Linked DNA regions of Homo sapiens: region 1 is linked to region 2. The links are chromatin contacts, found by Hi-C or POLR2A ChIA-PET in ENCODE. All regions are on one chromosome and are shown on one strand. The core of a region is the stretch at or near the end of the contact, and the rest is flanking DNA. Distances in the headings are between cores, read along the strand shown.

What was found. A loop is a pair of places that touch in the nucleus more often than their neighbours do. ChIA-PET counts read pairs that join two places held with the same protein, here RNA polymerase II (POLR2A). Pooled maps may share reads with other maps.
Region 1: a map of ascending aorta shows a loop between it and region 2 (2.6-fold over the local background). The contact joins the promoter of LINC02649 here to the enhancer-like site in region 2. A Hi-C loop is called at or near these places in 5 of 168 maps with a recorded cell type or tissue (Calu3, aorta, ascending aorta and 1 more), 1 of 37 single-sample maps with no recorded cell type and 11 of 50 pooled maps. POLR2A ChIA-PET finds 5 or more read pairs at or near these places in 10 of 52 experiments (A549, A673, B cell and 7 more).

The regions. Positions count from the first base shown.
Region 1 is chr10:6,324,264-6,328,870 of GRCh38, reverse strand. It overlaps LINC02649 (long intergenic non-protein coding RNA 2649), which reads right to left and starts at 2,327. Exons shown (of 6, transcript NR_040079.2): 1 at 2,229-2,327; 2 at 1-939. It also overlaps a transcript of PFKFB3 not described here.
Region 2 is chr10:6,274,063-6,278,832 of GRCh38, reverse strand. It overlaps a transcript of PFKFB3 not described here. Among named protein-coding and RNA genes, the nearest start is that of LINC02649, 50 kb to the left of the region's middle. RefSeq lists enhancers at 3,139-3,578, 3,729-3,838. Within about 2 kb of position 3,417, at least 31 of the 41 ENCODE cell types and tissues checked have a DNase peak (open chromatin) inside an H3K27ac peak, as active enhancers do; they include CD8-positive, alpha-beta T cell, ascending aorta and gastrocnemius medialis, where a contact is called at or near this core.

The DNA of each region.
Region 1 (4,607 bases), core at 1,078-3,577, 51 kb before region 2:
GGCACCAGCGTGTTTGGGTGCTGATTTGGGGCATATTTCTTTTCTAGTTGATTTGTCGTGGCATTAGGGAGCCCAGATGAGGACAACTATCAACTCTGAGGCCCTTAAAGAACAAGTTGGAAGTGAAACTGAGCTCTTCCTGGTTTCTTATTTGCTACTCTGGAGAAAAGAGGTGATTAATACTTATGCTATTGGGTCTTTGAATGCTCTCAGCACCTATAGGTTATTAACTGAGACTCTCAAACTTCAGATTATTTCACAATCAGTGGCTAATAACCTGAGCAGATGCATTCACTTATAATTTTTACATATGTACATGCAAGGCTTGCAACTATGAGTGCCCTCCAACAATGGAACAGATGCAAAATAGAAATCATGTTATCAGATGACGCCATAGTTGTCTCGCAATTGCTTTGCGGAAGGATTTTTCATGGGAATTTTTCCATCTCTTTATACTTTTCACACATAGGTTGTTGGCTTTAGCCAAGTGCGACGGAGAAGGACAGGCATGTGTGAAGAGGCCTGCCCAAATGTTACCCGGTGCGGAGGCCTTTGTTTAGCCCATTGGCAAGAGAAACACCAGCACCACATTCTTGGTGAAAAGCCTCTTTCACAGAGAGAGTGCATTCAAGGAGAAAATCAGCCTTGAATTGCCATTTCTGAGGCAGAGCTTGAAAGACAGATGGAAGGAGTAGGTTCCATGGGAAAGGAAAGGAGGAAAGAAAGGGGATGGCCTCACTTGCCAAAGTAAAGCTGGCTGTGGCTGAGAGCTCTTTCAAAACTGCCAGGAACCTTGGGAGCCGTACACTTCTCTCTCCCGGGAGGAGACCCAGGGCCAAGTGACACTGCGGTAACTGGAAATCCCTTCTCCAAGGCCAGAGCCCTGTGCAGAAAGCATGGGAAGACTTCAACAAAGCCCTCTCTTCTTCAGGGAAGTAACTGTGGAATCGGGAAAAGACAGAAAATTCCTGAGTAGAGGAGTTCTTAACTTAGACTCCATAGGCTAGTCTAGAGGGTCATGAATAAGCTCTAGGAGGTCTGTGCACAACCTGAATTTATGCAGAAGCTGAGTTTGGGTTCAGTTCAGAAGAAGGGTTCTATGCCCAATTGGTCATGTTTGGAGGACATGTTCATTTCCCAACCATTGTCCTGCCTGCATTTTCTATTCTTGACCAATGTAGATGTAGTTGGCCTCACCATGTTCCTTTTTGAGATACGTAATTTTTCTTGATGTTCTGAAGCACTGGTTGGTATATATTAAAAGTAGATGTTGTAAACGGACATATTTTCCAAATATCTTTTTGTTAAAATCCACATGAAACATTGTCTTTGGGCAATGGAATGGCCAAACCACCTTTTTGGACAGGACACGTTGTATTTGTGTTCTGGTCTAGGGAAGAGCAGAAAGGAGCAAATGCCCATGGGCTCCCTGTGGTGAGGCCGGATTAACCAGTGTCTCACAGGGCTGCGTTTTGTCTCACTTTGCTGTGCGTGTAGTGTATATGATCAGCAAACAAGTCCTAATTTTATAGCACCTACTCTTTCTATATGTTACAGAGGTTGCCAGCGTTTGACCAAAGTCCAGTTAGTAAGCAATTTTGTAAGTTTTGTGTTAAAATTCATAGGAAAGACTGTCTTCCAAAAATGACTTGTGGATATCGTGAACATCACCTCTAAGCATTGCACATGCGTAGATTTGCCCAGGGGGTTGATAGATGTGAGAAGGGGAAGGGTTCTAGGCCAGCATGTTCCTATGTAGAAGATGCTTTCAGGACACAGCCTTTGTTGCATGTGTGCAGTTAATGCGGATGAACTTCTTCCATCATCTCTGAATCATGTAGCGTAAGTATTTAGAAGTGCACATATATGTTAAAAGTAGATAATGTAAAATAATACACTTTCAATTTTTCTGCTAACTTACAGGTATGATTATCTTTTTAGAGTGGTGTTAAATTTGATCTCTTGGAGGAGAGGGGTGCAGAGGGAAGTTTAGACAATTTCAGCCTGTCTGACCATGGTTCTGTCTGTGTATTTTCATTAATTTTGGTGTCTAGTAAGGAATAAACAAGTCCTGAGTGCCCGAAGTGTGTTAAAAGCAGAGGTAGCAAAACAACCCCTTTATAAATGTGGGTTGTTTTATTACCTCTGCTTTTAACACACTTTAGGCATTTTTGTTTTGCCAGTTTATAGGAAGGACTGTCTTCTGGGAGCGACCTCTGTCAACCCACCTCTTGGATGGAGCCAGAAACGTTTTCACACTTCCTCGTCGGGGCAACGGAGCAGGGAGGAGAGTCACGGTGGAGCTCCTTACTGGTAACTCCATATCTAGAAGACAATTTGGGGTTATCAGCACAGTTCCAAATGTGCAGTTTTTAGTAAGTGCTTGTGTTTATTATAGACCACGTTCATTCTTTTCTATTTTTATTTTAAGTTCTGGGGTACATGTGCAGGATGTGCAGGTTTGCTACATAGGTAAACGTGTGCCATGGTGGTTTGCTGCTCCTATCAACCCGTCACGTAGGTATTAAACCCAGCATACATTAGGTCTTTTCCCTAATGCTTTACCACCACCACCACCCACACTCCCCTGACAGACCCCAGTGTGTGATGTTCCCCTCCCTGTGTCCACGGGTTCTCATTTTTCAGCTCCCACTTATGAGTGAGAACATGCAGTGTTTGGTTTTCTGCAGGCGTTAGTTTGCTGAGCATAAGGGCTTCTAGCTCCACCCATGTCCTTGCAAAGGTAGACCATGTTCATTCTTTATTTCACAACATCGTTGGTTTTTCAGATGTCTTGAGATGACAATGTATGATAAAAGGTAGAGCTAGTGAATTGGCCCATTTGTAAATGTTTTTATTATAATTAACACAAAAGAAGCCTCTTGAACGTGGTATTATGAAGCCACCTCTGAGCAGTGCACCCCAGGACTCATTAATTGGGTCAGCAACAGAGCGGCAGAAGGAGCATGAGGAAGGAACTATACAGACACATTGCTATTTCCATCTTGATGATAACCATTGATGTACGTGTGTATCTCTTTGGGGGTTACTATAAGAATACACTGCTAAATAACTCAGTGGACACATACCTTCTTGCTAACATTTTACTAGGACAGCTCTGATCATTCTCTTAGAAGGATTATATCCCATTGCTTTATACCCTATTTTAAATTGAGCATTAACGGAACACAGTATTTTAATTGTAACTCTGCCAACATCTTTATTCAGAGGACTGTTGCCATTTTTGTCTTTCAGGAAATTTTTGTCTCCATGAAAGGCAAAATTACATTTTTTTTCCTGATTGAAATGGTGTAGTGTATTCTTGGTTATCAAAATACTCTTGGCTTTGGGACTTTAAATTGATAAATATTCATTGTGTGTGAAAATATGATACATATTGTGTGATCTCAACAACATAACAATATGCATTCAATTATGTGTGTATACACACACAAGGACTTAGAAGAGCAAGGTCACATGTAATCTGCTTGTGATTACAGGTGACTTCTGAGTTCTGTCTTCCACGTGCTCTTCATTTTCAATAAGCACATGTTATTAACTTTGAAAGTTTGAGTGCTTACATTTTATTTTTAAAAATTGTATGCCAGGCTGGGCGCAGTGGTTCACACCTGTAATCTCAGCACTTTGGGAGGCCAAGGGAGACAGATTGCTTGGGTCCAGGAGTTTGAGACCAGCCTGGGCAACATAGCAAAATCCCGTCTTTACTAAAAATACAAAAAATTAGCAGTTGTGGTGGCCGGCGCCTGTAACCCCAGCTACTCGGGAGGCTGAGGTGGGAGAATCACCTGAGCCTGGGAGGCGAAGGCTATAGTGAGTCAAGATTGCACCACTGCACTCCAGCCTGGGTGTCAGAGGGAGATCCTGTTTCAATTTAAAAAAATTATATGCCAACACTTGTATGCATCTGTATATACCTATGTATGTATTTATGGGAAGAGGTAATAGCTTTATAAACAAAACTCGAAGAAGTTGTGAGCCCTAAGTTAAGATCCACTGCTCTACTTCCAATGCTCTCTTCTTTTTTTTTTTCCTTTAAATTGTGGTAAAATATATATAACATAAAATTTGGCATTTAACCATTTTTAAGTCTATAGTTCAGAGGCATTAAATACACATTAACAGCTGGGCGCAGTGGCTCATGCCTGTAACCCTAACACTTCTGGAGGCCGAGGTGGGTGGATCATTTGAGGTCGGGAGTTCGAGACCAGCCTGGCCAACATGGCAAAACCCCGTGTCCACTAAAAATACAAAAAGTATTAGCTGGTCGTGGTGGCGGGTGCCTGTAATCCCAGCTACTCAGGAGGCTGAGGCAGGCAAACCACCCAAACCCGGGAGGCAGAGGTTGCAGTGAGCCGAGATCACGCCACTGCACTCCAGCCTGAGCGACAGAGCAAGACACAGTCTCAAAACAAAACAAAACACATTAACTTTGTTGTGCAACCATCAACACCATCCATCTCCAAAACTCTTTTCCTGTTGTAAAACTGAAAGTCTATACCCACTACAGAATTTCACCGTAAGTATTAACCCCCTATTACTCCCCAGCTTGGCCCTGGTAACCACCATACTACCTTCTGTCTCTATGA
Region 2 (4,770 bases), core at 2,168-4,667:
CTCCTTAAATGGCTCCTATGTGTCTATTCATTCCTTAAACGAGCATTTATTGAGCATCTGCATGCAAGCACTAGGCTAAGTCCTAGAGGATAGAAATGTGTACAAAAGTCTGCCCTCCGCAAACCTCTGCTCTAGAAGTTAGTATCCACTTTAGCTTTAAAATGGCTATGCAGATGGCTATTTTATTCCAAATAACCTCAAACTGGAAACAACCCAAATGGTCTTCAGGGGATAACTGGTTAAAAATCAACAGTGGCTGGCCAGGCACGGTGGCTCACGCCTGTAATCTCAGTACTTTGGGAGGCCGAGGTGGGCAGATCATGAGGTCAGGAGTTCAAGACCAGCCTGAACAACATGGTGAAACCCCGTCTCTACTAAAAATTACAAAAATTAGCTGGCTGTGGTGGTGCGTGCCTGTAATCCCAGCTACTCGGGAGGCTGCAGCAGGAGAATTGTTTGAACCAGGGAGTTGGAGGTTGCAGTGACCCAAGATCGTGCCACTGCACTCCAGCCTGGCAGCAAGACTCCCTCTTAAAAACAACAACAACAACAAAAAAAAATCAACAATGGCTGACCCAAACCACAGAATACCACTCACTAATAAAAAAGAACAAACTAGCCGGGCACTGCGGCTCACGCCTGTAATCCCAGCACTTTGGGAGGCCGAGGCAGGCGGATCACAAGGTCAAGAGATCGAGACCATCCTGGCAAACATGGCGAAACCCCGTCTCTACTAAAAATACAAAAATTAGGTGGGTGTGGTGGTACATGCCTGTAGTCCCAGCTACTCAGGAGGCTGAGGCAGGAGAATGGTGTGAACTCAGGAGGCAGAGGTCACAGTGAGCCAGAGATGGTGCCACTGCACTCCAGCTTGATGACAGAGCAAGACTCCATGTCAAAAAAAAAAAAAACTATTAATACAGAAATGACTTGGATGGATCTCAAAGGAATCCTTCTGAATGAAGAAGTCCACTAGCAGGTTACATGCTGTATTAGTCCATTCTCACACTGCTATAAAGAAATACCTGAGACTGGGTAATTTATGAAGAAAAGAGGTTTCATTGGCTCATAGTTCCTTAGGCTGTACAGAAAGCGTGGTGCTGGCATCTGCTCAGCTTCTAGGGAGGCCTCAGGAAACTTACAATCATGGCAGAAGGCAAAGGGGAAGCAGGCACATCTTACATGGCCAGAGCAGGAGGGAGGTGCGGGGGCAGGGATATGCCACACACTTTTAAACAGACAGATCTTGCAAGAACTCTGTTGTGAGCACAGCACAAGGGAAATGATGTAAACCATTAGAAACCACCCCCACGGCCGGGTGTGGTGGCTCACACCTGTAATCCCAGCACTTCGGGAGGCCAAGGCAGGTGGATCACTTGAGGACAGGAGTTCAAGACCAGCCTGGCCAACATGGTGAAACCCTGTCTCTACTAAAAATACAAAAATTAGCTGGGCGTGTTGGTGTGCACCTGTAATCCCAGCTACTCAGGAGAATCGCTGGAACCCAGGAGGCGGAGGTTGCAGTGAGTCCAGATCGCGCCACTGCACTCCAGCCTGGGTGAAAGAGCGATACTCTGTCTCAAAAAAAAAGAAAAGAAAAGAAAAAGAAAAAAGAAAGAAAGAAAGAAAAAGAAACCATCCCCATGATCCAATCACCTTCTACCAGGCCCCACCTGCAGCACTGGGGATTACATTTCAACATGAGATCTGGGCGGGGACACAGATCCAAACTGTATCACATACAATATGATTCCATTTATGCAACATTCTGAAATGACAAAATTACAGCAATGGGGAACAGGTTAGTGGTTGCCAGCAGGTGGGGAGGAGAAAGGAGGGAAGGTGACTTGAGGCTCTAGAGGGGTAGCATGAGGGAGCCTCCTGGTGATGGAGCAAAATCAAGATATATCTTGATTTGGGTGATGGTTATAAGAATCCACACATGTGATAAACCTGCCTACAACTACACACACACACACACACACACACACACAAATACATATAAAATGGGAAATCTAGGTAGGTTCTGTGACCCAATCTCAATATCATGGTTGTGATATTGTACTGTAGCTATGTAAGATGTCACATTGGGAGAAACTGAGGGAAGGGGACAAGGACCTTCCTGCACACTTTTTGTTTGCATCATCCTTGAATCTATAATTATGTCAATTTTTTTTTAATTGAATTACTCCTCAAGTTTTTTCCTTTATTGGAGGCTATTTAACCCCACTTGCAGCTGCAACATCTCAGCTGTTGCCCAGAGAAAGCGAAGTTCATTGGTACTTGGCCGACCCCAAATTGGAGTTATTGTAGCTAGTAGTTAGATAAGGCCAGCAATTAATCTGTAACTATCCTGTCTGCAGCTAAATGATAGTCTCCCATACAGAGATTTCTCTTTTTGGCATTTTTTGGTTTGTTTCTTGGGATTTTTTTTTTTTCTGAAGCATGGCCCTTTTATGAAATAGATCCATAAACACATTTTCCACTTTCATACATTTGCTAAGTTATGATCTAAAATATTTTTATGACACATACATATAAATAAACAACAACCCCTCCCATTCTAGGCCATGTTTCTGTTTGAAGAATTATCCCATTTGTTATCCTATTTCTATAGCATGCCACCCATGAACCTGATTCAAAGGCCAAAATCCCACAAAATAAAGATAGCATTTGGCTGATAATCCACTCCAAGCAAACAAAGCCTTCTCTTGGGTCAGTAGAAGTTTTGGTTCTGTTTTTACCAAAAATCCTCTCATTCCCTAAAGACAGACTCTGTCTTTACGCAGTCTATTTGTCAAATACAAGGTGCCATGAATTGGGAGACATCTTGATTTCAAGCATGAAATAGCAAGCATATTTCGAGGAATGAGATACTCCAGCATGAAGAAAGCCTGTCTCCGAATGGGTGGGCTGCAGAGGGAGCACCACCCTCCACATGGAGAAAGCATAACCCCTGCGTGTATTTGAAGAGCCATATACCCCTTAAGCCATTAAAAAAAAAATGTTTCATTCTTGATGATGTAATCCTCTCTATGAAAAATACAAAAATTAGCCGGGCGTGGTGGCCCATGCCTGTAATCCCAGCTACTCAGGAGGCTGAGGCAGGAGAATCCCGGGAAGCGGAGGTTGCAGTGAGCCAAGATCGCACCACTACACTCCAGCCTGGGTGACAGAACGTGACTCCATCTCAAAAAAAGAAAAAAACCCACAAGATCCAAACCAAGGTTTCCCTTTTGCACAATAAGAACGCGTGTGGGGAACAATTGTGTGGTTCTTTGCACTGCCCAGATGAGCTCATGAGAAAATTCCCAGCAAGAGCAGCGCCTGGGTGATGGCGGTGAGTCACCGGCAGAGGCCTGACTCCATCACAAGGCTGGGGACAGCGTTCCCGGCATGCAGTGTCAGCTACTTCCTGGCATGGAGTGTCAGCTACTTCCTGTCTGAGTCAGGCGCAGGCCCCGAGGGTGGCTCCGCTGAGGGAACTGGCACCTTCTCCACACACCTCCTTCGCCGAGTCACAGACAAGCTATGCAGAGAAATCTACCGGAGCCACGGCAAGGCTCTGGAAGAGGACAGAGAAGGGAGCAGCTTCCAGAGGCCACATCGGTTTGTCGCCATGACAACAGAGGGGCGGGGCCGTGACCACCTGCCCCTGGCACAAGGCCCCCAAGTGCCGAAGGGTCACTGAGTCTTAAGCAAAGAGCAAGAGGCATCAGCCTCATGGGACAATCCACCCAGAGTCGCCTAACCACAGACCCCAAAAGTCCCCTAGTGGACACCACCCAGTCCAGGAACAGATCAAATTCAAGAATATGTAAACTTGGGTGGGAAAAAAAATCTTTTCCTCCACTAGCCAGGAACTAATATTTAGCATTTTCATTATGAAGATAGGCAGCATACCACATGAGCAGCCTCTGTGTCGGTCACCAGTAAAAATCATAATATGTTCATGGCACATGATGGTTATTGCAGTTTTGTTTTTTGTTTTTTTTTTGAGACAGAGTCTGGCTCTGTCACCCAACCTGGAGTGCAGTGGTACCATCACAGCTCACTGCAACCTCGACCACCCGGGCTCGAGGGATCCTCCCACCTCAGCCTCCAAGTTGCTCGGACTATAGGCGTGTGCCACCACACCCAGCTAATTCTTTTTAGATGGGGTCTCACTATGTTGCCCTGGCTAGTCTCAAACTTCCGGGCTTAAGCAATTCTCCTACATCAGCCTCCCAAAGTGCTGGGGTTACAGGCATGAGCCACCACACCCAGCCTGTTGCAGATGTCTTGAAAGAGTATTTACCCTTCATCTCTACTGTGAAATTACGGTTGTTTTCAGACTTGCCACTATTGAATGCATTATTAAAGTGGTACATATATTTCTACATCGTAAATGTTTATATTTGGCATTTTGATATCAGTATTTCAAGAGTTCTCTCCTTCGTAATCCAAAGTGTGTTATTTTTTAAATGTAAACATTATTCTAAGAAGGGGCTCAGGATCAACCCTGGAGGACCAGAGGGGCTACAGCACACACAAAAAAGCTTCAGTACACTGTATTAGTGTGCTGAGGATGTCGCAACAAAGTACTTCAGATGGAGGGACTTACACAACAGTTTTTTAATTTTTTTTTTTTTTAGAGATAGGATCTCGCTCTGTCACCTAGGCTGGAGTACAGTGCTGCAATCATAGCCCACTGCAGCCTTGACCTCCTGGGCTCAAGCGGTCTTCCCCTTCAGCCTTCCAACTAACTGGGACCACAGGTAAGTGCCACCA